Regions from separate parts of the Homo sapiens genome. Here all the other regions are linked to region 5. A link is an interaction called in ENCODE POLR2A ChIA-PET data of the cell type or tissue named here. Cell type or tissue: endothelial cell of umbilical vein. All regions are shown on one strand. Region 1 has its middle 140 kb from the start of PJA1. Region 2 has its middle 120 kb from the start of EFNB1. Region 3 has its middle 43 kb from the start of LINC00269. Region 4 has its middle 150 kb from the start of PJA1. Region 5 holds the start of EFNB1 (ephrin B1). Region 6 overlaps LOC105373242 (a long non-coding RNA gene). Region 7 has its middle 66 kb from the start of EFNB1.

Evidence for each region. ChIA-PET counts read pairs that join two places held together with the same protein. Peaks named below come from ENCODE experiments on the same cell type or tissue, not always from the same donor. Only the 100,000 strongest peaks of a DNase experiment are listed, where the experiment ranks them.
Region 1: POLR2A ChIA-PET joins it to region 5 with 14 read pairs; 6 of 35 experiments call an interaction of 5 or more read pairs at or near these places.
Region 2: POLR2A ChIA-PET joins it to region 5 with 10 read pairs; 9 of 35 experiments call an interaction of 5 or more read pairs at or near these places.
Region 3: POLR2A ChIA-PET joins it to region 5 with 16 read pairs; 20 of 35 experiments call an interaction of 5 or more read pairs at or near these places.
Region 4: POLR2A ChIA-PET joins it to region 5 with 11 read pairs; 5 of 35 experiments call an interaction of 5 or more read pairs at or near these places.
Region 6: POLR2A ChIA-PET joins it to region 5 with 34 read pairs; 13 of 35 experiments call an interaction of 5 or more read pairs at or near these places.
Region 7: POLR2A ChIA-PET joins it to region 5 with 42 read pairs; 14 of 35 experiments call an interaction of 5 or more read pairs at or near these places.

Annotation. Positions count from the first base shown.
Region 1 is chrX:69,025,593-69,029,592 of GRCh38, forward strand. No RefSeq gene overlaps it. Among named protein-coding and RNA genes, the nearest start is that of PJA1, 140 kb to the right of the region's middle. RefSeq lists an enhancer at 2,748-2,937. In endothelial cell of umbilical vein, no CTCF peak of the experiment used is centred here; a DNase peak (open chromatin) is centred at 2,349; H3K27ac peaks cover 880 bases.
Region 2 is chrX:68,943,992-68,947,991 of GRCh38, forward strand. No RefSeq gene overlaps it. Among named protein-coding and RNA genes, the nearest start is that of EFNB1, 120 kb to the left of the region's middle. In endothelial cell of umbilical vein, a CTCF peak has its summit at 2,097; a DNase peak (open chromatin) is centred at 1,800; H3K27ac peaks cover 332 bases.
Region 3 is chrX:69,220,930-69,224,929 of GRCh38, forward strand. No RefSeq gene overlaps it. Among named protein-coding and RNA genes, the nearest start is that of LINC00269, 43 kb to the left of the region's middle. RefSeq lists an enhancer at 1,427-2,198. In endothelial cell of umbilical vein, a CTCF peak has its summit at 1,373 (motif pointing left); no DNase peak of the experiment used is centred here.
Region 4 is chrX:69,017,265-69,021,264 of GRCh38, forward strand. No RefSeq gene overlaps it. Among named protein-coding and RNA genes, the nearest start is that of PJA1, 150 kb to the right of the region's middle. In endothelial cell of umbilical vein, no CTCF peak of the experiment used is centred here; a DNase peak (open chromatin) is centred at 1,697.
Region 5 is chrX:68,827,330-68,831,329 of GRCh38, forward strand. It overlaps EFNB1 (ephrin B1), which reads left to right and starts at 1,692. Exons shown (of 5, transcript NM_004429.5): 1 at 1,692-2,575. The coding sequence starts at 2,448. In endothelial cell of umbilical vein, a CTCF peak has its summit at 640 (motif pointing right); DNase peaks (open chromatin) are centred at 642 and 1,602; H3K4me3 peaks cover 2,203 bases.
Region 6 is chrX:69,058,543-69,062,542 of GRCh38, forward strand. LOC105373242 (a long non-coding RNA gene) reads right to left here. Exons shown (of 6, transcript XR_001755876.1): 5 at 3,664-3,752. Among named protein-coding and RNA genes, the nearest start is that of PJA1, 100 kb to the right of the region's middle. RefSeq lists an enhancer at 2,209-3,110. In endothelial cell of umbilical vein, no CTCF peak of the experiment used is centred here; no DNase peak of the experiment used is centred here.
Region 7 is chrX:68,892,996-68,896,995 of GRCh38, forward strand. No RefSeq gene overlaps it. Among named protein-coding and RNA genes, the nearest start is that of EFNB1, 66 kb to the left of the region's middle. RefSeq lists enhancers at 1,803-2,316, 2,317-2,828. In endothelial cell of umbilical vein, no CTCF peak of the experiment used is centred here; DNase peaks (open chromatin) are centred at 2,156 and 2,446; H3K27ac peaks cover 1,823 bases.

The DNA.
Region 1 (4,000 bases), 200 kb after region 5:
AGATGTCAAATCCTGCCTTCATGCAGCTTTTATTCTAATGAATAAATAAACTGGCCCACTCAGCCCACAAGAAAAGATAACCACCACCCTGGGTCATGCTTCCCCTCCAGGTCTCTTGCTCCTTCATGGAGCAAACCATCCAACGTGCAAAATCTTATACTCTGCTTTTCAGAGGTACAGCAGATGCCTCATCATGGCTTGCTCAGGACTTGGATACCAGCCTACTGGCAATTTAGGGCAACACTGTGCAGGCAGAGGAAAGGATGGGGCAGGGGCCTGGCATGAGACTCCCATACTTGCTTAGGATGGGGGCTGGGGAGTAGGTCTGACTAGCGGTGAAGGGGGCTCCCTGGTGGACAAAGTTTGGTGCCAAAGGGCAGGGGCACAGTCAACAGTGGGCCTTGAGGTTCCAAGAGGAAGTAGTCACAGGATATTAATCAGATGGGGCAATGCTGCTGCAGGGAGTCAGCTACAGTTGGATTTAGCGTCTGGAAGAAGAGCAAGTGTCATGTAGAGAAGGGCCCCAGGGTGGAATGCGGAGAAATGAAAGGTTGGTACAAGTAATGTTGTGCTGGTAAATATTTAACAGCTTGCTCACGGGGAGGGGAAAAAAATCTCTGATTTGTAGTGTTGCCAATTGCCATGGTATAAATACTCCCACAGTGGCTGAATTCAAGCTATGAATATGACATCACTGGATACAGCTTTGTAAAGAGATATGCACATGCAGTTCTCATGAGCCAATGTGAGCCTTGGCCTGGGCTGGGGGTCAGAATCAGAAATTTATTTATTGGAGGGGGACTGGCCAGTAGATGGAGGATGAGTGGTGACTGAGGTTGCTTGTGTCATACGGCCTCTGCCTGCACTGGCTTGGAGATCTGTAGGCTGATTTGACACCTGCAGAGGAAGGAGAATACGAGTGGTTTTGTGTGTGTGTGTGTGTGTGTGTGTGTGTGTGTGTGTGTGTTTGTGTAAGTGACTGGGGGTCATGGAGAAATACTGATAATTTTGATCCTTAAAATGATAGCCAGTCGGGTTCAGTGGCTCACACCTGTATTCCCAGAGCTTTGGGAGGCCAAGGCAGGTGAACCATTTAAGCCCAGGAGTTCAAGACCAGCCTAAGCAACATAGCAAGACACTGTCTCTACAAAAAAATAAAAAAATTAGCCAGATGTGGTGGCATATGCCTGTGGTCCCAGCTATGTGGGAAGATAGCTTGAGCTAAGAAGGTGGAGGCTGCAGTGAGCTGTGTTTGCACCACTTCACTCTAGCCTGGGCAACACAGTGAAACGCCATCTCATTAAAAAAAAAAAAAAAAAAGATAACCCCACTTCTATGTAGTGCTTTTCTGTGCCAGGCCCTGTGTAAGCATTTTGCATGTATTCATTTACTTGACCTCAAAACCACCCTGTGAGGTAGGTTGCTATTATTATCTCAGTTTTACAGATGGGGAAAATGAGGCACAGACAGATTAAGTAACTATCACATGTCACATAGCAGTCTGGCTCCAGTCTGCTTTCAGTCGCTATGTTGCACTGCCTCTTGTCTTACTTCCCTAATGGAATCTTCTTGAAGTAGACCTCTTGCCTGGGCCCGTAGTACCCAACAGGGCTCTCTGGCCTGGCCTGCTGCTCCTAAAATGCTTCCTTCCACCCATTTCTCTAGAACGTTCCTGCCAGCTGGGGCAGCTGCATGTGACCTCTCTGGGCCTGACGCCACCCACACCCCAGCAGACTCAGCTCTCAGCTTTATTCTTTGTGACAGTGAGACCTGGGACGATGATATGTGTGTGTCGAGGTGAGGGGTGGCTAAGCATGGGTGGCCTTTTGGAAGAGGGAGGCAACTCTGTCTGGGAGGAGGAACAGGAAAAGGAAAGAAAATGAGCATGAAACCAGTGGAGGAGGGGTGGAAGCTCCAGTCTTGCGCTTGGCCCACGCTGCTCTCAGCATTGCTGTGACCTGTACACACACTCAGGGCAACGTGAGGTGGGACTCGCTGAAATGTAAACAGGATGAGAAGATATGGGCTTCTGCAGGAGGCTTGTGGAATTGACTCATCATTTATAGCATGTGTGTATGTGTGTGTACATGCACAGGCCTGCTTACACACCCATATTCAAAAGAGAGACTGTAGCTGAGTGTGATCAGCCAGGTACATTTGTGGGATGCTGTGACTGTGTATGTCAGAAACATTGACGTCCTTGACTCCTGGAATTTCCCTGGACCTCTGGAAAAACCCAGGGGAGGTTTGGCAAGAGCTCCAGAGAATGTCTGAGAGGGTGCCGAGAGGGCCAGACTGGCTCTAGGAGGGGCTTTCCTCTGTGCTGAGATTACCAGCCCTCCTCCTACCCCTATGAGACAGCAGTCCTCAGCCTCCAGCACATGCCTGGAGAGTGGTGAGGCATTTCCTCTGAGCCTTACTCCGCAAAGGGAAGAGACAAGACGTCTGAGGAAAAGCTTGTGAGGAAACACCTGGGGTGAGCACCTGGACTGGCCTGGACTTGGCTGTCCCCGTTGTTGCCTAGAGCCTCAGGAACAATCCCAACGTCCCAGCTCTCTCCCAACCATGTGGTGTAGAGGAAGGAGAAAGGCCTTTGCAGTCCATCGGGATCTGGATTTTAACCCTTCCTCCATCACGTACCTGTCTTGGGACCTTGAGCCACCTCCCTCACAAGACTGAGCCTCTGTCTCCTCATCTATAAAGAGGCGTTATCTGTGTCCATAGAGAGCTTTCTAGGCATGAGGACAAGAGATGTTGGGTTAATCTGAAACAGTGGGTATGAATAAGGAGGACTAGTACTCAGGCACTGGGTTTGGGGCCTGTCAATCATCTGTTGATGTGTAAATAAAGAAGAGTCCAGCAAAGGGTCAAGTGCAGGATGGAAGACCCTTTCCCATCCTTCTTGCCCTAAGAGAGAGGAAGAGCTTCTGGAAACCCAGATTCTTGGCCTGGGAAGAGGTTGCTTTCAGTATCTGCCCACAGAAGGGGAAAGAGGAAGTGAGTATAACTGAAAGCTCTTTGAGAACAGGGACTGGCCCTCCTGTTCATTTCTGTGGCCCCCCTTCCCCCAGTTACCTAGCACTGGGCTTGGCAGAACATAGGCGCTCTGGCCACATTTATGAACTAAATATACAATCTCATTTGCAACCTCACAGCAACCCAATGGGATAGTTACTATCATCCTCCATTTTACAGTCATAAAGTGAGGGCCAGGAAGGCGAATGCATCTGCTCAGGGTCAAACTAGCTGTAGTAGCACAGCAGGGATGCAGTCTGTGTAACACAAGTCCATTCTTGTTCCATTGCACCACTCTGCTGTCTTCACCCCTAACTCTCTGTGATGCTGCCCTGATCAACACTCTGGCTGGTGGGGAAGGCCACTGGGTCAAATGGAGAGCCCCACAGGCAGAGATTGGTGAGGGGTGTGGGTGACAAAATTTCAGGCCACTCCTGACTTGAGCTGGATCCTAGCTGTTCTATTGCCACAAGTGTCCTAGGATCTCAGAGTGTGCTAGTAGTGGGCAAGACCACCTCTGATGAACACATACAATGAGGGACTATGGGGCAATGAGATGTTGGGAAAGGGAAAGGAAAAGGTGTGGGAAAGGACAACTGCTGAAAATAGCAGAGACAGGCACCCTGGCCTTCCTGGTTATCTATTGTATCTAAAGATACAATAAAGTACTTTGAGGTTCTTCCTGGAGTCTATCATAAGTCCTTCCTGCTGCTATCTAAACCCATTCTTTCTAGCTTTATTGCATCTGGGCTTCTATACAAACAACTTTTTACTGTACTTTAAATAACATCCTTTCAGGGGCTCTGGCCGGCAAAGAAAACTCCTCTACTCAAGCCAAGAGTGAGGAGAACTTGCACCAACTCTACCCAAGGAAATCAATTGCCGAACTCATTGCCTAAAGGGGCCTGAGTAAAAAGAGCCCTGGACTCAGCTTCTGGCTCTCCCAGTGACTGTCTGTAACTTTGGACATGTTATTTGGGCATTC
Region 2 (4,000 bases), 120 kb after region 5:
GAGTGCTATGGGCTGGGCTGGAACAACCCTTCCGAAGCCTCCCCAGAAGGGGCACATGTTTGTGGAGTGTTCACATGTGTGTGTGCCTGTGTTCATACGTGTGTCTGTATGAACAAGGGCTTTGGGGGACAAGGTGTGTAGGTGCTGGATTGTGCATCTATGGGTGTATGCCAGTTTATCCATGTCTCCGTGTGTGAGTAACTGTAGCTGGGTGAGTGTCCATGTGGGTGTGTGTCTGCCTGGGTGTGAGTATGATGGGGGGTGTGCATGTGTCTGTGTGTGGGGATGAGTGCAGGGGGCTCTGGAGCACAGGGCTAACCTCTGGGCCCTTCTGCTGACCTGACTGGCCTCAGCCTGCCCTACCCACCTTGGGCACACCTGTTGGTCTACAGCCCACATCAGAGGTCCCCTGGCCCTCTGCTTCAACTTCAGCCTCCTTGTCACTCTCTGTCTGGCGCACTGCCTCTCCCTCCAGGCCTCCAGGCCTTGCCCAGGGGAAGCAGAGAGCATTGGAAGGGACGGACACAGTAGCCCAGGATCCTGGGACCCCACATGAGAGTGTTCCTAGGGGCCTGGGTTTGGGCATAGGCTGTCACCATCAGAATGGGAAGAGTTATTAATGTTGAAGCAATTGGACACTCCTCTATTCTCCTCCGTGGCACAGATGGGGACTGTGTCCATCAGGGTATAGTCAGGAAAACAGAAATCACATTAAGTCTTTCAACACAGAGAATTTTATCCAGTGATTTTAATCCAGGTAGTGTAGACTCTGGACCCAGACAGCTCGGGCTCATGGCCTAGCTCTGCTATTTATTTGCTGTGTGGCTTGGGTAAGTCAATTAACCTCTCTGTGCTTCCGTGTCTTTATCTGGGAATAAGAGATGATAACAGCATGTAGCTCACAGGCTTGTAGTCAGGGTTAAATTAAACCAATGTAGGTAAATGTGTTTAGGGCAGTGCCTGGCCACATAACAAGTGTTCGGTAAGTGTGGGTTGTTCTTAGCAGTAGGACAGTGGCTGTGGAGTAAAGACGGAATTTCTGGGTTTCTAGGATTTATCCCACCTTAGGCAGGCACTTTCCTCTCTCTAAATCTCCACCTGCCCCAGCATCAGGAGGTCCTTGCAGGGAGTGGGCACTGCCCACACAGATAGGATGGTGGCAGAAACATGCAGTGAACAGCATCTTGCCACCAGCCTCTGAGCCAGGGCCCCTCACTGTCTTTTGCCCAGAGCACTGTTATTCCACTTCCATAGGTGCCTGCACATCGGGATGCACCCTAGAGACTCAGCCCATTCCAGGTGTGGCCTCAACCGTTTAATCCCAGCTCCTTGGAACATCCCTGCACACCTGCACAGCTGATAATTCACAAAGGACTCACCAGCCATTAGCTCATTTGGCAGGCATGAAAATCCTGAGAGATTGAGATTTTTTAAGCCATTTTCTCCCTCCCTACAGACAGAAGCTGGGTCTCAGAGAGGTTAAGCAACTTGCCCAGGGACACACAGCTAGTACAAGTCAAAGCCATGACATGAACTCACATCTGCCTGACTGTAGGCCCACATTCATAATCACACCAGCCATAGCCCCTGTGGGTCTATAGACATGTCTGCCTCCCCGAGAGGAATCCAAGTCCTCTGAGACCTCTGTGTCCCTTTGCCCAGCAGTGCCTAGCAGTGCTTGGCACGGAGCTGAGTGCCCAATGGAGTGCTCGGTGAACATCTGCAGAATTTGAGTGGTGGTGAATTGGCAGCCCATATCTCAGCCTAGAGATATGTTTTGTTTAGCTTGCAGAATGTTTCCAGGAAGTTTAAGATTAGTCACCAGGATTGCAAAAGAGGGCAATTTTATATAAAAATCCAGATTTCCTGCTCTCAAAAATTCAGGAGCCCTGAGAACCCTAGGCTTGTATTCCAACGTGACGACAATCAACTCCATTTGAGTAGCCAATGCTCCAGAAGACGGGGCACATGCTCACCACTTCACCACAGCCCCCACCACTCCCTGTTGTCACCCCGGCTGCCGCCATTCCTCAACCCGCTTGTATCCTTATTTCCTGTCACTAGTTGTTTCCTGCCATTCCCCACTTGGCCTGAAGGGGCAGTTGGGCTGGTGCCTTCTGGGGCAGAGTGTGAGCCCAAGGGAAGCCCTGGGGGTCAAGACAGCTGTCTACCCACACAAGCTTTCCAATATCGGTTATTACTAGTATTCATTTACCCCTCTGCCCATCCTCCTGAGCCTCTTTCCCTCCACCCCATGCAGAGGAGGACACATGCCTGGGGCACAGTTTTGTTGCTCTTAAATAGAGCCCTGGGATGGTAGTAGAAAGGACAGTTCTCTGGCCAGAGTGAAATCAGGGGAAGCTCCCAGGAAGAGGCTGCCTCTGAGTCTGGAAGAATTGGAGCTGAAGGAAGGATAGAATTAGCAGCTAGAGCAACAAAGCAGGGAGGCAGCCATGTCTGGGTTGTGTACTGAGACCCTTGAATGGGCTAAAATGACTAGATCTAGGGTTGATGAAGGACAGCTGGGGAAAGTGGGGAAGGGAACAAACATTTGCTGACCCCTCATTTCCGGAGACTCCTAATCCGTGCCTGGCCCCCTGTGAGGGTATCACGTACAGGAGCTTGTTTAGTTCTCACAGCAATCCTGTGAATCCAAGGACCACTGAGTCCGTTGTTACAAATGAGTAAACTGGAGCTCAGACGTTGGGGGACTTGCCCAAAGCCACACAGCCAGGAAGTAAAAGAGCTGGAATTCCCTACAGGCCTGCCTCCATGTTGGGAGAAAGAGGGCTGAGGAGTTATAGAAGGCTACGAGAAGAAGAGTGGCTGGGTCTGCCATGACTTCTGGACCACAGGCAGGTGGCCCGGGGACATGGAAGGGGAATCCTGGCCTCTGCTGCCTCCTTCTCCCCCGCTGTCTCACCCTCTCCAAATCTGTTGTTTCCACCTCCTAAACAGCAATCCATCCTACTGCCTTGCCTTGAATCCAGGCCTCCCTCACCTCTTCTGGACTATGCAGGAGGCTCCTAACTAATCTCCCTGCTTGTATTCTTCCTCACTTCCAATCCACCCTGCAGCCTCAGCCAGAGTGAACTGAAAAGTTAGAGTTAACTGTGTCACCCCCCCGCCCCCTCAAGCTCACCCCCACTGGGTAGATAGGAACTCTCCAAACAGCTCCCTTTGCCTGGAGGGTTTGCTCTCCTGCCAACTCCCTCTGCCCGAACTATCCTTTCAGTGCCTTCACCCCTTATGTCCCTAAGAACTCAGTCCAGGTGCTACTTCCTCCAGGAAGCTTTCTCTGACTTTTCTTCTTCTCCTGTGTGCCCCTCCTTGGGCCTCCCACAGCCTCCTGGGCTCTCTTTCACCACAGCCCTTTCCCCATGTAACCCAAAATAAAGCACCTTCCTTAGCTGTCTATTCTATGACTGGAAGTTTCTCCAGGTCAGGGCTGAGGGGCAGTAGATCACAGTGGCTATGAGCATGAACTCTGGACTCAGACTGCCTGGCTTTGAATTCTGGTACTGCGATTTAGTAGATGTGTGCACCTACTAAAAGGGAAGTCCCTTTGACACTCTAGGCCTCAGTTTCCTTCTGCTAAATGTGGATTATGAAAGCATCAATCCTCCAGAGGGCCTTTGTGAGAAAAAAGGAGAGTCCACATAAAACGCTCGAACAGCACCCGGCTTATAGTAAGTGCTTAATAAAGGCAGCTATCATGACTCACTTCTGTATATCCAGAGCCCAGCACAGAGTAGGTATTTGGTGGCAGAATTGGGGACCTGGAGTACCCTGGGTAAGGGGAGACTGGACTTCTTGGAGGAGGTCCTAGTTGGAAGATGAGCCCCTTGCTAACTGGTTAGGGAGAGGGTGAGGGCAGACATGGCCCCCAGGGAGCTATTACTGGAAGCACAGCAACTTCAGAGCTAATGGCTGTTGCATGTGGTGGCTCCTATCTGATCCAGTCACCAGCCTCCCCCATCAATGTGGTTTTAATAGTCAG
Region 3 (4,000 bases), 390 kb after region 5:
AAGGCAGGTGTATCGCTTGAGGTCAGGGGTTCAAGACCAGGTTGGCCAACATGGTGAAACCCTGTCTCTACTAAAAATACAAAAATTAACCGGGCGTGGTGGCAGGCACCTGTAATCCCAGTTACTTGGGAGGCTGAGGCAGGAGAATCGCCTGAACCCGGGAGGCGGAGGTTGCAGTGAGCTGAGATCGCGCCACTGCACTCCAGCCTGGGTGACAGATCAAGACTCTGTCTCAAAAAAACAAAAACAAAAACAAACAAACAAACCCTCACCATTACTGAGCGCTTTGTTAGGCACTTTCTTAAGCACTTTACCTGCGCTGTCCCAAGTGTCTCGTGAGGCAGGTGCTCTTATTCCAATGTGACTGATGCTGGAGAGCACATGGTGAATAAGCCAGGGAGCCCGAAAAGACTTCCAGCAGTGTGACTGGAGAGCAGCCTCTTAACCACCTTTTGATGCAGAATGAACGAATGAGGGAACGGGTTCTCGGGCCCCCTCCACACTATTCCAAGTCACCTGCTGTTGCCTTCCTTAAGTCGGGGCTTATCCAGACCCCTCAGCTTCCCCGCTTTTTTTTCTCCCGGTCTCCAGGTCAGCAGGTCCAAGGCTCTTCCGGCGCCCCCTCCCCGTGCCGGCAGGGCCCCCTACCTCCTCGGAGCCCCGCCCCTCCGCGGCCGACCCGCAGGTAATCCCCACCCCCATCCTGCCCCCAGAGCTGCAGCCCCTTCCAATTAGCCCAGGCTCGGAGCTTCTAGGCTGGGACCGGCTTCTCCCCTCCCGCCCCTCCCCCACCTGGCTCCCACGTGGGGAGCCCGGCTCCCAGGCCTCGGCGGCCCCATTCACAGCGCCCTCCTCCATTGTCCTCGCACTGTCACTCACGCATGGTATTAGCATTTCTAAAGCCCCCTTCTCCGCGTCGCCGCTGTGGCCCAGCCAAAAAGGGGCTCACTTTGAAACGTAAGTTTTGGGAAGGGGTGCTTCCTAGGCTGCTCAAAAGCTTATCTTTGGGTCCTTTAACTCCGGGCCTCAGTGTGTTCGCCGATGAAATGGGGAGAATTGTTCTCCCTCATCTCTAGGCTCAAAACACCTGGAGCTTCTCAGCTCCAAGAGTGGTTGAGAAACAGGGCGGCCCCCAGGGGCCCCAATCAACTGCCTGTCCCTTCCTCTGGGTTTCCTGAGCCCTGCCAGTCTGGACCCTCCATTTCCCACCCACGTGCCAGGGGACACATGGAGTTTTGTCAAAACTGGTTTTCCCTGCCCTAACCCAGGCGCCTTTGTTAAGGGCCTGGCAGGATGGGGCATGAATGGGGGTGACTTCTTTGCCCTGGCATCTGAAACCCGCCTAAACACTTGGATGGAGAGACAGCGCCACCCAGTGGCTGCCTGGGCTCTATGCCAATGTTCCCTGGGGTGGGTCCTCGCATACCTAGCTTCTGGGCTGGTAACGGAGGAGTCTCACCAGAGAAACCCTTTTCACTTGTGGAATTTCATTTACATTCGTTTAGCTGCTTCAGACCCCAAGCTAAATAAAGAGCTGGTGGTTAGAGTCCCAGCCGGCTCAGCTCAACCTCACACCCCACCCCACCCCTCTCATCCCTTGACCACCCTCACCACCCCTGCCCTGAGGCTCAGTCCATGGGGCTGGCGATGGCTCTTGCTCTAGGCTTTTCACCTCCCTGGGCCTCACTTTTCTCCATCTGGAAAATGGTAGAATATTCCCCAGCCACCCCCTCCTCCTGGTGGGCTGGGGAAATGGGCACTAGCTCGGGAGTTCCCTTTTTGTGGGGTGAAGGGGGGTGTGGGTATGAGGGCCAGGCAGTCCTCCAAGTCAGTTGGCCACCTGGACCCTGAGAATAGGCTCTGGCCCCATCCGTACACCACTGCCTGGAGACCCATCAGCTGCTGACCAGCCCCTCTGAATACCAGGAAAATAGGACCACCCCTCCCCCATGCCTGCTTTCTTTCTTTAGTTCCTACCCCCTGCTTCTAGCCTCTTCCTGCTTCCTACCCCCAACCCTGCCTGTTCAGCCGTATGCTACAGGCTGTGGGCATTTCTCTTCAAGCCTCAGAGTGAGCAAAATGAGGCAGGTGACCTCTGTCTCCAGTTAAAGTCCCCTCCATATCCAGTTCCCTTCTGGAGCCCCTTTTGAACCTGCTCTGGCCGAAGCAAGTGTAGGGACCAAGGCAAAATTTCAACTTCACCCTTGGAAGTTTCGCTGAAAAATCAACTCACAGAAGGCAGATTAATCAGAGAAAAGGCATACAAATGTATTAACATGTGCACAGGGAGAATCACGGAGTGATTACCCACGCCCGCAGTGGGGGGCAGAAGCTTAGATACCATCTTGAGGTTACACAAAGAATGGGGACTTGGATCGTGGCAAACAGGTTATGGGAAGGGGGAGAAGAGGAATTCTGCTGAGGGGCAATAAATGATTACCAATGAGAATGACTGAATTGGGGAACACAGATTAACGTGTAAACAGTTCTCTTTGGAATTTAAACGACCCTGAGAGACACGTTATTCTGTGAAAAGAAACCAAACATTTTTGGTTTTCTTTTCTGCAATAGATAATAAGATAACAGGGAAGGAAAAAAAATTGTTCCCCTTGGAGGGTCTGTCCGTGGGGACAACGTACCCCACGTTGTAGTGGGGGGGGAAACATCCAGTGCCTGTTGATGTCTAGAGAACTTTAATTCAAAATACTCCTTATACCAGGGAGCCATATTTTGGGGTGAAATTCCTTGTGCTCCTTCACAGGCAATGAGGAGAGAGGGAACCAACAGTCGGCCCCAGAAGTCTGGAGTACCCAGCCTACATCCTCCCGAAGCTCCTGGCCTTCTCTGGTGGAGTCTCCCTCTGCGTAGGAGAGGGCAAAAGGGCTCCAAGCTCCCTCTGGCTTGGGGAGACAGAGGAGGTGGACTGGGCCTAGAGCTTCTTTTGTCTGAAATCTGCTTAGGCCTCCAGAAATACTGGACTGATGGAGAGAGTAGGAGAGAGGAGGAGGCTCGGTGGGGGAGGAGGAAGCAGAAGATGCTCAGCTCTCTGATGAAGCGTCACCTCTAAGCAGGCTCCAACCCAGACTTTTCCCCAATCCAGCAGGAGGTAGCAGCGAAAAAGAGCTGAGAGCAGGCCCAGCAACATGGATCTGCAGCATCAAGGGTAGGGCCCTGCTGGTCTTCAGCCCCTCTAGCTCTGCTCTGAAAAAAATCAGAGGCCCTGGGACACCTAGGTGTGGGTGTGGGGTATTTAAGGGGAGGCCCCCCATCCCAAAACAGCTCTATTCAGTCTGTCATTTTTATTAGAGTTCCAAATAAGATTTTACCTAGAGAAAATATGCCACCAAAAAATAAAATTTAACAAACCCTGATTTAACCCATCCCTACATTTTACAAAGGGAGAAACTAAGGCCTAAAAAGGTAAATTAAGGTGGTCCTGGCATCCAGCATAAGGCATTGCACCCACGAACTCCTCAATCAACACTTGTAGGAGGAGCAATTGAATGCCATGAAATTTTCAGATAAATTTAAAGCATAACTGAATTCACTTTCAATGTATATATGAACACACCACAAGACCTGCCACCTTCTCAAGCTCTCTAAGTAAGTTATCATACAAGCAACAACAAAGAAACTTAAGAATTTGCTCAAATGTTGGGAATTACCTAAAATCGGAGTGAACTCTCTTAATTGAGGTGTAAGCAAAGGGATCATTTCTAAAATTGCCTAATTGTCCTTGCCTGCTGTCCAAGCCAGGATGTGTATATATATATATATATATTCGTGTGTAAATTTTGGCTAATTTTCATCATGGGTTTAACATTAGCTTGGCTGATGTTTGACATGAAGAAGCCAAAAAGGAAAAGCTTTCTCTTGCTTTGAGGTTGAAATGTGAAAGATGTAATCCTGAACACAAAGACATATTCACACCCCAAAAGGGTGGTTTGGTACATGGGGCTCCTCATTGTCACTGAACCGAGGCAAGGGTTCCAGTACTCCA
Region 4 (4,000 bases), 190 kb after region 5:
CCATGGGGCCCAGAATTGAGCCAAGCCAGAAGGTTCAATTCCAGGTCCTTGAGCCAAAACATTCTTTCAATGATCCTACTGCCGTTAACGTTTGTGCATTTCCCAATAGCCCTGAGATGCAAGAACTGGGACCTCCATTTTATAGATGGAAAAACAGAAGTTCAAAGAGGAAATGGCTTCCAAAGACTACAGAAGGAATGAGCTAAGGAGTTGAAACTAGCCCTGAGATCTCCTGGCCTTCACCTTCAGGCTCTTTTCTTTGACCCTTGCCACTGTGAGGTGGACCCTTGTAGGCCAGCCCTTGCTCCATTGAGTTTCTAAATGAAGCAAGTGACAAAGCAGGCCCAAGAGTGAGCTCTTGGCCTTGAACAGGGTGGAGGTGGTGAGATTGTCCAAAAAGGTAAAGAATGGTCCTGAAAAATCTGGAACTCAGAGAAAGAGTTCCACGGGCAAGGCTGACACTCAGTCAGAGAGCTGGCAGAGAGGCCTGCCCAGTGTTGTGGTGAGGGCCATGTGCAAGGCTGAGATGGCAGAGATGACTGGAGATAAAGGGATGGCCCAGAGACTACGGGTCTGTCCGGGAAGAACTTCATTCAGCAAAACTGTGCCTGGAGGGTCAAAGAGCCACTTCTGCCTGGCCCAGGTGGCAAGAGGCTAGATACCTCCATAGTCACTCTATGACCTTGGGGTAAGAGGAATCAGTGGGGATTCTTTGGAGACAACTCAGGAGTAACAGTTGGCCAAGATCTTCTCCCTCCAGAGCACTGCAGGATTGGGCCTCAAATGGCAGCCTGGGGCCCACATCCAGCACAGAGAAGGGCAAAGCAGCTCATGCTTACCAGGTGCCTGGCCCTTGCATGTGGTTACCTCATTGACTCCCGCCAACAGTCCTGTGAGGTGGAGATTTGGCTCTCCATTTTAGGATGGCAAAGTAAGGCTTAGGGAAGGGAAGGGGCTTGTCCAATACTCGTCAAAAATACAACCCAGAGGCTAGATTTGAACTCGGGTCTGTTTCTCTCAAGATTTATACTCTCTGCTAAGCCATGACCTCAAGGGTACAGCCTGGCCCCCTCAGGAGTCACAGTGAAAGGTGCCTGGTAGTGGCCCTCAGGGAACTCTGAGTTTGGGGGGTTCTGGGCCTTTGGTCCTCCAGGTTCCCCACTCTGAGGGCCCTCCAACTCTCTGAGATCAGGAAATGGACATGGGGAGACCTAGGTAGGCCAAAGACAGGAAGCTCTGGGGGCCAGGGGGCTGGTTGGGGAAAGATTTCTGCCACTGCCCCGAGCTACAGATTCCCCCCTCCTCCTAGGTTCCCTAGCCCTCCCTTCAAGGCCCTCATAGACTCAGCACCCCAAGAAAGCTCTGTTCCATGAAGGGGGCACACAGGGGGCTTCTGCCTTGCTCCTCATGCTACTGATTCCTGGGCATCTGGCCCGGCCACTCCCTCCAACACGATCCTTTGGGAGGAGGGTTGTAAAGCACCCAAAGCAACCTTGGGTAGACTGACACTCAGCCCGCCACCCCCACTACAGGGGCAGCTTAGCCATCAGCACTGAGCATGCAGAGGCCTCTCCCTTGCTTGCTTTATTTATCTTGGCCCAAGGACGATGAAGCCCGGATCTGAGGGGAGGATGGAAAGGCCATTTCCAATATTTCCTCTCGGCCTCTCCATGCCCCTGAATTGCCCCTTAGTACCCGGGAGGAGAGGGCAGAGGTCCATGGTCTGAAAACAATGGCTTGAAACTGGGGGAGGGGGGCAGAGGAAGGAGGGAGAGGGAGGATTCAAAACCCACAAGCCCTGTCATGGACTTGCAGGTAATGCACAGCATGCTCCAGGGTGGGCTCTGCAAACTGGTGGACCTCAGACTCTCAACTGAGTCACATAGATGCAGCCTCAGACAGCTATAGGTAGATGGGGCAGAGGCTGGACTGGTTCCCTTCCTTCCCAGGGCCAGGACTGCATAGAACTGCCAGCCCTAGGAAGCAGTGTGGAGAGTCCTCCGTCCATGCCAGTAGAAGGAAGGGGCCTGCAGGCCCTCCTGGGTCTCTAAGAAGCTCCAGGCTTGCATCTCAAGAGCCCATTTGCCTGAGCAGAGTGGCCCCACCATGATTGGAGGTCCCAGTCCTCCCCCTCTTTGGCTTCTTTGCACTGCTAGAATCCCTATCTCCAGTTATCATGTCCTTCACCACACCCAGTGCTGTCCTTCAGCCAAGCCACACACATGGAACTGCTTTCATCTTCCTCCTCAGCTGGGCCTACCCTTTCCCAAGGGCTCAGGGACCTCGCTCCTCTGAATTCTCTCCAATTTGTCTCCATCACTCCCCATGTGCAGGGATGTTCAGCTGCACAGTGGCCTCAGAGGAAAAGTGGGAGGCTTGGGACTGCAGCAAGCTGGCCTGCACCCTAGCCCACAGGGACATCAGGGAGGGGAGGGCATTTCCTGTTTCTCAGCCTCCCTCCTTCCTTCTGGGCTCTGCAGGGACCTGAAGTGTCAGGGAGTGGGTAGCCTCCATTCAGTCAGCAAATGTCCAATGTGGGTGACAATAGGGATCTAACTTGGTTACTGCCTGTAAGGATCTGTCAGATCAGTAAAAGAGGTCATATTACTAATAATAGTACCCATAACACCAATACAACACTTTACCCATGGCAGGCACTGTCTCAAGGACTGTACACAGGTTAATCATTTCATCTCACATTAACTACAACTATCTCCATTTTACAGATGAGGAAATGGACTCAAAAAGGTTATATGAATTGCCCTAGTAACTGTGATTCTAGAGCTGGGATTCTGTACCCAGGAAGGCTGACTCCAGAGCCTGTGCTCTTAATCACTACACTAAACCTAGACAGAAAGCTCACAGAATGTTTAGAGGAAAGACCAGTTATTTCCAACAGAGAGGTTTAGGGAAGACTTCTCGGAGGAGGAAGTGTTGCCGATGGACCACTCAGGGAACTTGGACTTGCAGAGAGATGAGAGGACATTCTAGGTGAAGGACAAGAGTAAAAGCAATGATCAGGGACTAGGATATTGTAAGTCAGGTTCAGAAAACTCTAGGAGCTCAGTGTGGCAAGGACTGGAATGGCAGCCTTGGGAGGCAAGACTGCGAAGGCAGTGTGTCCTGTAGGCCATCAGCTTTAAGGAAGGGCAGAACCTGATCTGAGCTCGGTTTGAAACTCATTCAGCCTGTGGGAGAGGCTACTATAATTGTCAGACAAGAGATGATCCCGTTCTGTTCTGGGGTGATGGCAGTGGGGATGCTTTGAAGATGTCATGAGGTGGCAGAGGTAATGGATTGACAGGACTTGGTCTCCAAATGAATGCCAGGTGTGAGGGAAAGTGAGGAGCCCACTGAGTGGGTTGTTATGCTATTCCTGGAACTAGGACACTGTGAGGGAGAAGCAGAATGGGTGGGTTGAGGCATTTTGTTTGGGACATGGAGGGTTTGAGGTGCCTGTGGGGCATCCAGCAGAGACCCTTATTTTGGAAAATAAATAAGGGGATCCCCAAATGCCTCAAGTGCAGACTTTAAGAGCAAACGGTGGGAGGTGGTGCTGAACAGAAAAGCTAGAGCCTGGACTCCCCAGTTAATTAGTTAGAACTTGATTCTATAGCCACAGGGAGCCCTTAAAGGGTTCTTGAGCAGGGGAGTGATGCAGTTAGATTTGCATTTTTAGGAAGGTGGATTTGCATTTTAGGAAGGTGAACAGGCTGCTTGGGAAGAAGGCTGAGGGGAGATGGTGGGGATGGGGATGAGGGAACAGATATGAGAGACATTTTGATGGCAGAAAGGGTGGGACCCAGAGAGAAGAAGCAAGGTAAAAAAGAGAGAGTGACCCAGTTGCCACATGGAGAAGGAACAAGCCTGAGAGTGAGGCAGGGAGCGATGGGGTGGCCGGCAGTGGTGGGAGAAGTGAGAGTGAGGCAAGTTGCTTCCTCCCTGCTTGTTTGCTCCCCTGGGGGCCCTAGCCACAGGCCTTTGTTTGAGGACAGAAGAA
Region 5 (4,000 bases):
TCAGTAAGCAGCAGGCTGCTTTCTGTATTCAGGTTTTGATGTCCTAGCATGCACTCCAGGGATCCCAGTCTCCCAGCTAGACTACTGGTGTGTCCCTACACCCTATTCATCTCATCTCTCCTTCCTTACACCCCAATGCAGGGTCCAGCTGAGAGCTCAGAGACCCCAAACAGCTCCTTCTTTCCCTACCTACCCAGAGCCACTTCACCCTCAAGGGCTGCCCCTGGAAGTGGGAAGGGCCCAGATTTTCCCTATTTTCTCCTCTATTTGGGAGAAAATAAAAAGACAAAATCTGGGCTATTCCCACCTCTACAGCCACAAAGATCATCAGAGGATCCACTGAGAAACGCAGTAGCTCAGTCACCTATTAAGCGAGATGATGGACATGAAACTGTGTGAATGGTGGAGCACTTTGGGAATGTTGCTCATCTAATTATCTCCATAAAGAAAAAGTGGGGAGACCTTGTATTCTTGGCAGTCCCTAAGCCTACCCCAAACTCAGATATCCTTCTAGTTCTTTCCCTTCCTCCCCATACAGGGTGACGGTTTTTGCCAAGGCTACGCCTGTCCCAGGTCTTGTGCTATGGCAAGCTCCGGGTTTATCCCAGGCGCCCGCAGTGCTATGGAAGTCCAGCAGGGGGAGACATTAGCACGTGGGTACGTCCTCTGGGGTCCGACCAGCGAGAGTGGGTCGGACCTGGAAGGTCTGAGCTATGGGATCGAGCCAAGTTATAAGCAAAGAGGCAAGGCGGGGCGGGAAGAATGGGCCAGGGCTGGGAGACAAAGACCCAGATGGCGAGGCCGGGACAGGCTGGAGTCCGGCTTCTCCGGTCCAGGATGCCCGCTTTTGCTTTTTCAAAAGTCTCATGCCCTGTGCTTTTTCCTCTTTGCCCTCGAGGTGTCTTTCTTTATCGACGTGCCCTCTCATCCCCGCTTGCCTATCCCGGGACCTTGCCCGCGCCTTCGGACAGGACAAGACTAAATCTTGGCTCCAGAGGTCCCACAAGGCTCCCCCAGAAAGCTGAGATTCCGAAGGCCTGGTCCCCAGGGGCGATGAACACGCCTTCTCTCCCCACCACACCCCACCCTGCTCCCCGCCCCACCTCTAACCCCAATCAAGTACTGGACCCTCACCAGTTTCCCCCTCCCACTGTTCTCACTTTTATGTTCCTGACTCCGGGTCCAAGTGCAAGCAGACAGTGCATTTTGAGGGCGAGAGGAGGAAAGCCCACTAAAGCCTTACGTGGGACTGGACGAGGAGCAGACAGGCTGTCCTTGACACGGAGGTGGGCACAGAGCAGGACTTCAGGGGTCCTGTGTGTAAAAAGAAAATGGAAATACTTTCCTGGGGTACTTGGGACAGGGTCAGTGGGCTGGGGTGTTGACCAGACGCGTGGAGAGGAGAGCAGGCCGGCAGCTCTTGAGAGTGCCAACTTCCCACGGGTTGAGCTCTCTGGGAACAGGACTGAGAGGGACCCAACCCTAACCGCACGAGCCGCACACTCAGATTGGTGCCATCGGGCGCGCGGCGTCCTTAAGAGCTCCCTGAAACCCCGCCCCCTTCCTGCTCTGGGGGCGTGGTATGGGGCAAGGACCCCGCCACTGAGCTTGCTATTGGCTAAGAGAGCAGGGTTGGCCTTGCGTTCGCCTGAGCAAGGGAGTAGACAGCACAGCGGCAGCGGAGGGAGTCTATGCGAGCTGGACAGCAGTGGGAGGTTTGTGAGGCTCGCACTGGCCGCAGACCCTCGGGCTCGATCGCCCGGGAGCCAGGACTCGGCGACGCGAGGCTGCCGGGCTACCCGGCCGAGGCTTCGGGGGCGCAAACTAATGGGACTGGCTCGCTCGGCAGCATCTCCCCGCTCTTCTAAGTACACTGAGCAGGGCCCGCGCTGAAGTAGAAGCTGTCCGGGGGCGCGTAGCCCGGAGTCCCAGTGTGGCCCGGAGGAACGGAGCCCGTGCCAGGGCGGCCCAGTCGGGAGCCCGGGGACCGAGCTTGTGCTGTGGGGAAACCCCCACTTCTTCCAAGGGACAGCGATCCCGGGACGGTCGAGGCGTCGGGGCGGTCACCGAGACCTCTGCGGGAAGACCCCGTCGGGGAGAGGGCGCGCAGCCCCGAAGCGTCTCGGGAAGTCGAGCGGAATCGGGCGGGATCACCCGGGGGCGCAGAGCCCCCGTCGCGCCTCGTGCGGCAGCGGAGAGCCCAGGAGAACGAGCCCTCGGGGGCCGAAGCCCATGCCCGGGTTGGGGGCGGCTGCCCAGTGAGTCCTCCTGGCCGGCCGGGCGGAGAAGAGCGACACCGAAGCCGGCGGGAGGGGAGCACTTCAAGGCCGGCGGCTGCGGAGGATGGGCGCCTGAGCGGCTCCGAGCGCAGCGCGGCAGAGGAAGGCGAGGCGAGCTTTGGTGAGGAGGCGCCAAGGGATCCCGAAGTGCAGTCTGCCCCCGGGAAGATGGCTCGGCCTGGGCAGCGTTGGCTCGGCAAGTGGCTTGTGGCGATGGTCGTGTGGGCGCTGTGCCGGCTCGCCACACCGCTGGCCAAGAACCTGGAGCCCGTATCCTGGAGCTCCCTCAACCCCAAGTGAGTAACTTATCTCCTCTGGACGCTGGGGTGGGAGGCACTCCTTCAGGGTGAGGCCGCACGCCCCGGAGTGCATGTGGGGAGGTCTTCGGAGGAGGAGCGGCGCCTCATTTTGTCTCCGGCTTTTTCGAGTGTTTTCCTGCGGGCGGGCGGATGGAGCAGGGTGCGGCGGGGTGGGGTAGGGGCACTTGGCTGGGTTGTGACCCCCCGGGCTTCCCACCCCCTGCCTCTGCACGTCTTGGATGAAGTCGAGGTGGTCGCACAGGCGGAGCTGGGGAGTCCGGGCGCCCGAGAGCGCACCGGAGAACTGAGTGGAGGCGAGAACGCAGCTCCCTCCGGGGCCCCTGGGAACGTGGTGATTTTCGCCGAGAGCCGCTCCAGGAGCGAGCTTGACTCGGGCGAGGGACGAGGCCAGAACACGGGTTCCTCGTTTGCGTAGCTGTGGAGGGAACACAGAGCGGGACCCGGCGCTTGGGGTGGGTGGCAGCGCCAACATCCCCACTCGGGCTTCTCCCATTTTCATTTCTCTTTCTTCCCTGTTTTCCTCCCTGGCTTTTTGCTTTGCTGTCTCTTTTTGCCCCCCGCCCCTCCTTTCTCCCTGCCGGAGCGGTAGAAAGGCGGGCGCTGCTCCCAGGCTCACAAAGGCAGCGGGTGGAGAGGGGCGGAGTGGGAGAGTGGTCGTTGGGTAGTGGGGGTTCGAACCAGTGCCCGTCAGGGGTCCAATGGAGCCGGTAACAGAGCTTCAAGGGCCCGCCAGGGCGGAGAGTGGCGGCCGAGCTGTTGAGGGAGGTGGGTGGAGAAGGAGCGATTCCTGCCCAGGCAGGTCCCCTTGGCCCCCGAGTCTGTCCCCCAGATTGGGAAGCTGTGCTTAGTTTTCCCCAAGGGGTTGGGGCGGGGAGTGGGCAGCTATATAAAGGACATCCTTTCTTTTCTTTCTTCTCCTTCCTCTGCACAACTACCCCACCACCACCACACACACAACCCCTCCAAACAACACGCACACCTTTCAGGGCGGTGGCTCAGTGGTTTCTGGGCTTTTAGTGGGAAGTCGCTGGGGCTGTTGTAGTGACCTCTGGACCTTCTCTTTTGGCATCCAGGACTCAGGTTGGAACCAAGGGTCAAAATTGCCCTTCCTCTCAATTTTCTGGAGGTCCCAGCAATGTGCGAACAACCCCACTTAGCAGGAAACTGGGGAGCTTTGACCTGCTCCATCCGTGATCACTGATTCCTGTATCTCAAATTTCTTCCTGTCCACTCTTGCTGCCCCACGCCGCCTCCCCCCCAGCCCCGCCCTGCCCCGGGTAACTTCCCAGGCTCCTGCCTACCTTGGCCTCTTGGGTCCCAGGGACGTTTGATCTCTCAGCCCTGGAGTAGGAGAAGGCAGCTTTAGTTTTCTTCTCCTCGATTAAGGTAGAGTCCTATTAC
Region 6 (4,000 bases), 230 kb after region 5:
ATCATCTGACTGAGGCAGTGTTTGTCAGGTTTCTCCATGTTACTTTTTTCCCTCTTCTGTACTCTTTGGAAGGAAGTCACTATGCCCAGCCCATATTTACAGAATGGAGAATTATACTTTACCCCCTTGAGGGGGGAGATAATACTGGATTTTAACCCATAGAATAAAATAAATATCAACTTAAGGGTGGAGGGTGGGAGGAGGGTAAGAGTTGAGAAACTACCTATGCTTACACATGGGTGATAAAATAATCTGTGCACCAAACCCCCATAACACACAATTTACCTATATAGCAAACCTGCACATGTACCCATAAAACTAAAATAAAAGTTAAAAAAACTGAATAAACAGGGGAGAAGGGGGAACTTTCCCTTACAGTAAAATTGCAATCAATATGCATAGAAAGAAAGAGGAAAATAGATAATTGTCAGGAAAGCACCACTACAATAATGGTGGATCCACTGATGAATGCTACAAATTGTGGGTGAACGTTTGAGGAGAAACAGGACTTGCATAGTCCCAAGATATTTATCAACTAAAAAGGGAACTATAGTAACTTTATAGTGGATAAACCCTGCACACATCAGCTTAACCAAGTGATCAAGGTAAACACCACTAGTCATAAGACACATGGACATTATGAGCCTCTTGCTGTGGTGTGCTGAGATGGACCCAACACCATTTCTGTGGTATTCTTGCCAAAAATTATAGCCTCCCTCAGGTCATGAGAAAATATCAAGCAAACCTCAATCAAGGGACTGTCTATAAAATACCTGACTAGCACTCTTCAAAAGTATGAAGATCATGAAAGATGACAAAAGACTGAGGAACTGTCATAGATTGGAAAATACTAAGGAGAAGTAACAACTAAACGCAATGTGGGATTCAGGACAGGATCCTGGAACGGAAAATAAGATGTGACGGGGGAAAATAGGGAATTCCAATAAGATCTGTAGTTCAGATAATAGTACTGAACCAATGTTAATTTCTTGGTTTTGATCACTGTACCATAGTTATGTAAGATATTAATATTAGGAAACTAGGTGAGGGGTGTACGAAAGCAATCTGTTCTATTTTTTGCAATATTTCTATAAGTCTAAAATTAGTTCAAAATAAAAGGTTTTAAAAGTTGCAATGTAAAAGATTTAGGGCAGATACCTGGAAGGCCTCTGGTGGCAGAAACATGAGATGTTTCAGTGGATTTTTGAAGGGTGCTTGTCTCAGGCAGTTAAGGAAAAGAGCCTGGGTGTTTAGCCCTTGGGTCCTCAAACATCCTGGTGCCTCTCTCTGCATTTGGGGCTGGGAGACCTCCTCTCTTCTGGGCAGTCTCCCACAAAGATTTGTTCAACGTAGTGGCCTGTGGTTGGTCAACTCCCCTGTATCTCCAGACCACCCCCACCCCCCCAACCTTGTGTCACCGGCTGAGACTGCAATCCCCACTCCCTGTTTCTTCTCTCTAATATAGCACTGGTGGGGGGAGGGGGTGGGGAAGCAGCCCTGTGTGTGTGTGTGTGTGTGTGTGTGTGTGTGTGTGTGTGTGTGTATAGCAGGAGAGCTGGGGATTCCCATCCTAGAGGATGGAGGTGGCCGAGGTGAGGCTGAAGCAGTTGGGGGAAGGCTTAGCAGGCAGGCGAGCGGCTGCTCCAGAAAGAGGGCGGCTCAGACAGTGGTTAGCTGCGGAGTGGGGCTTAGCAGAGGGAAGGGGGAAAGGGAGGGGGCTCTCCTTCTCAAGGGGCCCTTTCATGTTGAAATCAGCCAGCGTGAATGCTGGCGGCCCAGGAGCCCAGCCGGGGGAAATGTGAGAGCCCCCTTATCTCCCCTCATGTCACAGTGCCGTCTGCAGTTCTCAGCCGGGCCAGAGAGGATGCATTAGGAGAAGTGTTGGTGGGGGATGGGGGAGAGAATGCTCCCATCAAGACCTAGGGCTGGGCCCACTTAGTTAAGGGGAGGTTGGAGGAAGCAGGTTCCAGACTGTCCTGCTGCTGGAGGTGGGGGTGGACTGGAGTGCCCTGCATCTCGAAGCAAGGAGAGCCAGCAGGCTTTGGGGCCTAGGGTGGTGGATTTGGCAGGAATCAGAAAGAAGGCCTCAGGTTCCACCCCTATCAAATGCCAGAATGCCCTATACAGCATGCCTCTGGTCTGCTCTGGGAGTGCAGTCCTTGCCCACACACCTGCAGGAGCAAGGAGCCCACTCCCTCCTGGGAGAGCTGGGAGAGTCAGGCCATGGGTTCCACCCCTGGATTCAGTTCTCGTTTCTGGGTAGGAAACCTGGAACATTTGACTAGGAAAGCCAAGGCCTCACCTTTCCCAGGACACTCTCAGCCCAGGAGTGACCCCTGCTGTTCAAACAACCTTTAAGGCAGAGGACAGAGCCATTAGCTTCCCATGGCTTGGACTGGGTGGTCCTTCCTGCCCCTTCCAACCCTGCAATCTTGTTTCTCTGAGATGGGCTGTGTGGTTCTTTGTAAATCTGCTGTTGCAGGAGGGAGGTGGGTGAGGCCACATCTGGACTGTGGGGGCCTTGTTGGCTGGAGCTGTCAGCAGCCAATGTTTTCACAGACACCATTTGCCCGTGCAAGTTCCCGGCCCCCAACACACTCCCACTGCCCAGGGCCCCAAGCCTCCTCCCTGCAACAGCACAGGAACCCAAGGGAGCCCTGGGTCGACTCCAGGATGACCTAAACCTTTAGGTCATCCCAGAAGCCTCTGCTGCCCAAGAGAGGGAAGAGCTGAGATGCCACGGGGCCATGTGGAGGTGTGGGTACAAACAGGACAAGGTGAATGAGACAATTTGAGGAGCCCCTGGAGACAGCTCAGTGCACAGGGCTGTAGACCTCTGGGATCTGCCTCTCGCTTTTTCTTTTTTGTTTGTTTGTTTGGTTGTTTGTTTTCGGGGGGGTGGTTCTTTTGAGACAGAGTTTCACTCTGTCACCCAGGCTAGAATGCAGTGGTGAGATCGTGGCTCACTGCAGCCTCGACCTACTGGGTTCAAGCTATCCTCCCACTTCAGCCTCCCAAGTAGCTGGGACTACAGGTGCATGCCACCACACCTGGAACATTTTTGTATTTTTTTGTAGATATGGAGTTTTGCCATGTTGCCCAGGCTGGTCTCCAACTCAAATGATCCGCCCGCCTTGGCCGCCCAAAGTACTGAGATTACAGGCGTGAGAGCTGCCGTGCCCATCTTGTCCTGATTTCTCCCAGAACCTTGCTGGATGACCTTGGGTCAGTCTGTTCCTCTGTCTCCCCAAGTGTCCAATGGGAAGAATTCCTCACCACCTGATTGAAAATAGCCTTAGCTTCTTCTGTGAAAATAGCTCCTTCACAGCATGTACCTCTATTTGAGCTCTTCTGTCTCCCCCACTAAAGCACGATCTCCATGAGGGCAGGGGCCCTATGCCCTGGGCATCCAGAACAGGGGGGCAATGGGTCTTAAAGGCCTTCTCAGTGCTGGACACTCTCATTGCATTTGTTCCAAGCAAGATTCAGGGTTTGAGCCAGGGACGGAGGAACCATGTTCTGGGGGTGGCAGAGGAGAATTTTCTCCTGGAGCTGCGTGAGCATAGTGGGCCACATGGTGGGCTCTAGGATGCAAAAGGCTAGGCTAAGGCCCCCTGGGAAGGGGAGACAGGCCTGAGATAGCTGCCAGGGCACGAGACCTACCAGAGGCTGATCCAACCCAGCCAGGAGATGGGCTGTTTCCAGATGGGCTCTGTGATTCCTCCAGGCGTCCTCAGCACCAAGCTCAGGACCTGGCAAGGAAAAGGGATTCTGGCAGTGTTTGATGGTTAGCAACAGTTAACTACTCACCATTTATGCCTGCCTTGGCACCTCCCAGCTTTGCCTGTGGGACTCTCTAGGTGGGCCTGGCCATCTCCTACAGGCTAGCTGTGCTTTATGCATCATTACATTGCCCTCTCACAGCAGTGGGGTAGGTACTATAGTACTATCCCTGTTCTACAAATGTGGAGACAGAGACACAGAGAAGTTTAGCGACTTG
Region 7 (4,000 bases), 66 kb after region 5:
AGAGGCTGCAAGAAATGGTCCTGCCAAAGTGGGGAGTGGAGAAGCATGGGGGAGGGCAGCGGGAGGAGGCCTGCCAGCTGACCTCACTGAGTGAGGTAGGGGCTCAGCAGCGACCTCCTCTCTGGCAGCCAGGAACACTTGCAGCCTCATCTCTGGGGGAGGGGATACTGGCTGACACCCATATGGGGGCAGGGACTCAGCTGAGGGCATGCAGAGTCCTCGGCAAATCTGGGACTGGCAGCCAGGCCTACCAACCCTGGCTCATGCCCTTTCTGCTCCTAGACCTGACTACTCCCTGTGCCGAAGCCCCAGTTTCTGATCTCAGTGCTTGGGCTGGTCTGAGCCCTTGTGACCCACTTTGAGCTCCTGTGATCCTGTCCCCAGTCTCCACCAGAGAGTGTAAGGAAGAATCCTGGGACGACATGGACCCCTGCTGTCCTGTCCCAGCTCTCTCTGAGAGGGGCCTCCCTCTACCCCTTCTGCCCTGCAGGCCTGAGGACACCTGGGCTGCTCTGAGGGATGTGGTTCCAAGCTGGGCCAGATAGAGTGGGGATGACATGGGGAAAAGGAGGTGGGAGGAGTAATAATAACAGCCCAACGTATTGAGCATCTACTGTGCACCAGGCACTCTATGAAGTAGCTATGGTCATTAACCCCATTTTATAGAAGAGGAAACTAAAGTTGCAAAAGGAGAGTTGGCTTGCTCAGGGTCTTATGGCCAGTGATTTGCAAAGCAGATATTTGAATCAAGGACTGCCTGACTCCTAGATGGGTGTTCTTGCCACCAAGATGAGTTTATGAATGCTTTGAGATGAGAGAGCTTTTGAAAGGCTCTGACCTCATGCCTCTGAACCCAAGCAAGAAAGACATAATTGAACTTTGATCTCTGAAAGACCTGTCAGAAGCTGGCAAAGTCCCTCTCTCTCTGGGGGGCATGAAGTGCTGTCATGCTTGGGGCAGGCAGGGAGAGTGGAGGTTCCTTCATCTCGCAGATGGGAAGGCCGAGACACAGCAAGTGAGGGCTGGAGTGGACATTCCAAACCGAGGTCTTCTTATCCACCCAGGGCCTGGCTGAAGTGGTGTGAAAGGCAAGCTTGGCACTGAGCTGAGCTCCTGCCTTGGGATATGTGAGTTACTAAGAAACCAAGAATTCTGAGAGAGAAAGAGAGCTAGAGTTAGTTCATTAGGGATACTTGGGACCTTTGTGGAGATGCAGAGGCCTCCCTGCCCTGGGCAGCTTTGTCTGTTGCCCAAGCAATAGTCCATTAAAGCTTCCTGGGCTGGTGGTGGCGGGGCACAGGCCAACAGTGGTGGGAGGGGAGGGAGCCCAGCAGGGCCTGAGCCCTGGTACAGCACCACCCCTGGCTCTGAGAAGGGCTCAGAGGCAGAAGCGCAGCCAGGCCTGACCCGGAGAGGGCACCGCCAGCTGGAGGCTTGCTGCTGGGCCGAGACACTCCCGAACAGATGAGCCTCTCTATGTCCGGACGCCTTCCTGCCAGCCTTGCTCAGTGGACCTAGGGATTCTCCTTTGACAAACGTGGAAACCGAGAGGCTGCAGAGCTACTGAAGAGCCGGGGCAGGATTTGAATCCTGGCTGTGCTTCGTCCTTAGCCCGGCAGCCCGGGGAACCGGAAGGAAGGCTCAGGGTTCTAAGCCCAAGTCGCCCCGGCCAGGCTGGCACAGGGCAGCCCGGGGAACCGGAAGGAAGGCTCAGGGTTCTAAGCCTAAGTCGCCCCGGCCAGGCTGGCACAGGGCAGGGCTGAGCGCGGGAAGTGCTGGCGCAGGCTGCCGGGAGGGAGAGCTGTGTGTGTTTCCGTGTCTTTTTGTGGGCGTGTGTATGCCTGCGCGTTTCTGTATGTGTCTCTCCCGGCGGCTGTTCTGCTTCCTCAGCAAGCCTTTCCCTCCCCCCTCCACTTCGTTTTTCTTTCTTCTTCTCCTTATTCCTCATTGTCGTCTTCTTTTTTTTAATGAGTCTTAATTAGCGTCGAGTTCCTCCTCCCGCTCCCTACCCGCCCCCCTCTCCGCCCCTGCCCTCCCTTCCCTCCTCTCCCTCCTCCCCGAGGTACAGGCCAAGCGATCTGACAAATGCACTTGAGAACAAAGCGCCAGGCTAATTCGGGGCCTGCTCAGGAAGCAGGAGCTGAGCTGAGATAATGGGTCTGAAATAGCCCAGCATGATTATGCTTCCTCAGCCTGTGGCCAGGCGGGTGCAGGCTCAGGCGGGCAGGCAGGCAGGCAGTCGGCGGGCGGGCGGACGGGCGGGCGCCGGACGCCACTCGCCCAGGGTGGTGAGGGCCATGCTTCTGCACCCACGCCGGCCCTCCTCTGGCCTTCGCAGGAGCTGCTATCCCTCAGAGAGTCCGGTAGTCCCCAGTGGGGATGGTCCAAGGGTCAGCCAGAATCACACACTCAACCACAGTTACCCGACAGGTTGATGGCAAAGCTGAGTCACGAATCCAAGCAGCCAGGCTCCCTGACTTCAGTTCTCCTTGCTCGGTCATGCTGTCCCCAGCCTAGCTCAGTGGGAGGGGAGTGGGACAGGTGATTCAGAGCAGGGCTTGGGCCTCCTTAGCTCAGGCTTCTCTAGGAAGACAGAGCCCCCCAGGATGGCCAGAGAAGGAGGGGTCACAGATTGCTCTGGTATGCCAAGCAAGACAGGATGTTGGCATGGTGCCCACCAGAGAGATGGGTCAGATGTAACTTGTATACTTTTTGCCTTGCCTTCCTGGAGCTTGTCCAGAGCCTGAGACCAGACTGAGAGAGGAACAGTAAGGACCCAGGACGAGCAGAAATCGCCCTCCATAGGGCACTGCACCCATCCCACCTCCCTGCCCCCGCTGCTCATGCCTTCATCCCTATCCCAGACATGGCCTGGGGCCCAGCAATGAGACTAGTCATGGACCTTTACTCCCTGACCCAACTGTCAAGTTCACTGGCCTCCCAGACCCCAGGAACGAGTGACCTGTATGTGAACATGTGTCCCTTTTGCTTCATTCATCCACCCAATATGCATTTCTTAAGACCCTCCCAGTTCCAGGCTCAGTGCCAGGCCCTGGGGACTCAGAGGCAAACCAGACATAGTCTCTGCTCTCAGGGGCCCTTAGTGTGGTGGGGGTGACAGAGCAACCGAGAGATATAGTGCAGTGTGATCTGTGTGGTGACAGTTGGAATTCAAGAAGCCATGGGAGCAGAGAGGATGCCAGGGCAGGGGGTCAGGAAAGGCTTCACAGAGGAGGTGACATTTGAACTAGGCTTAAAAGATAAATAGGGCTCTGCCAGGGTAAAGATGGAGAGGGCTAGAGATTTGCTTCCTTCAAGGCGCAAGGGAACTGGGATGTGAAAGTGCTAAACAAGGCCGGGTGCGGTGGCTCACACCTGTAATCCCAGCACTTTGGGAGGCTGAGGCGGGCGGATCACAAGGTCAGGAGATCGAGACCATCCTGGTTAACACGGTGAAACCCCGTCTCTACTAAAAATACAAAAAAATTAGCCTGGCGTGGTGGCGGGCACCTGTAGTCCCAGCTACTCGGGAGGCTGAGGCAGGAGAATGGCATGGACCTGGGAGGCAGAGCTTGCAGTGAGCCGAGATCATGCCACTGCACTCCAGCCTGGCAACAGAACGACACTCCATCTCAAAAAAAAAAAAAAAAAAAAAAAAAAAAGGTGCTAAACAAATGTGTGCTGGTATTCTAAGGATTATTTACAACTTGAGATCCTGGGGCTGGAAAAAGGCAGAGGAACAGGAAGTGCTGGGCCGGGCAAATGGTCTGGGCTTGCACGCAGACCCGATTCTCTACTGCCCATGGCCTCCACACATAGTAATGATCGGACCTAAGACAAGACCGCCAGCCCTCTCCTTAGACCTGTAATGCTGACCTTTCTATTCCTTGATCAATCCTCAGTCCTGACCACACTGATGTAACCCAAATATCAGCCCTGGACTCCTGTTCTCCAGAGGTCTTCTGCCTTTGGTTTTCATTGTGAACTTTATTTCTGACTC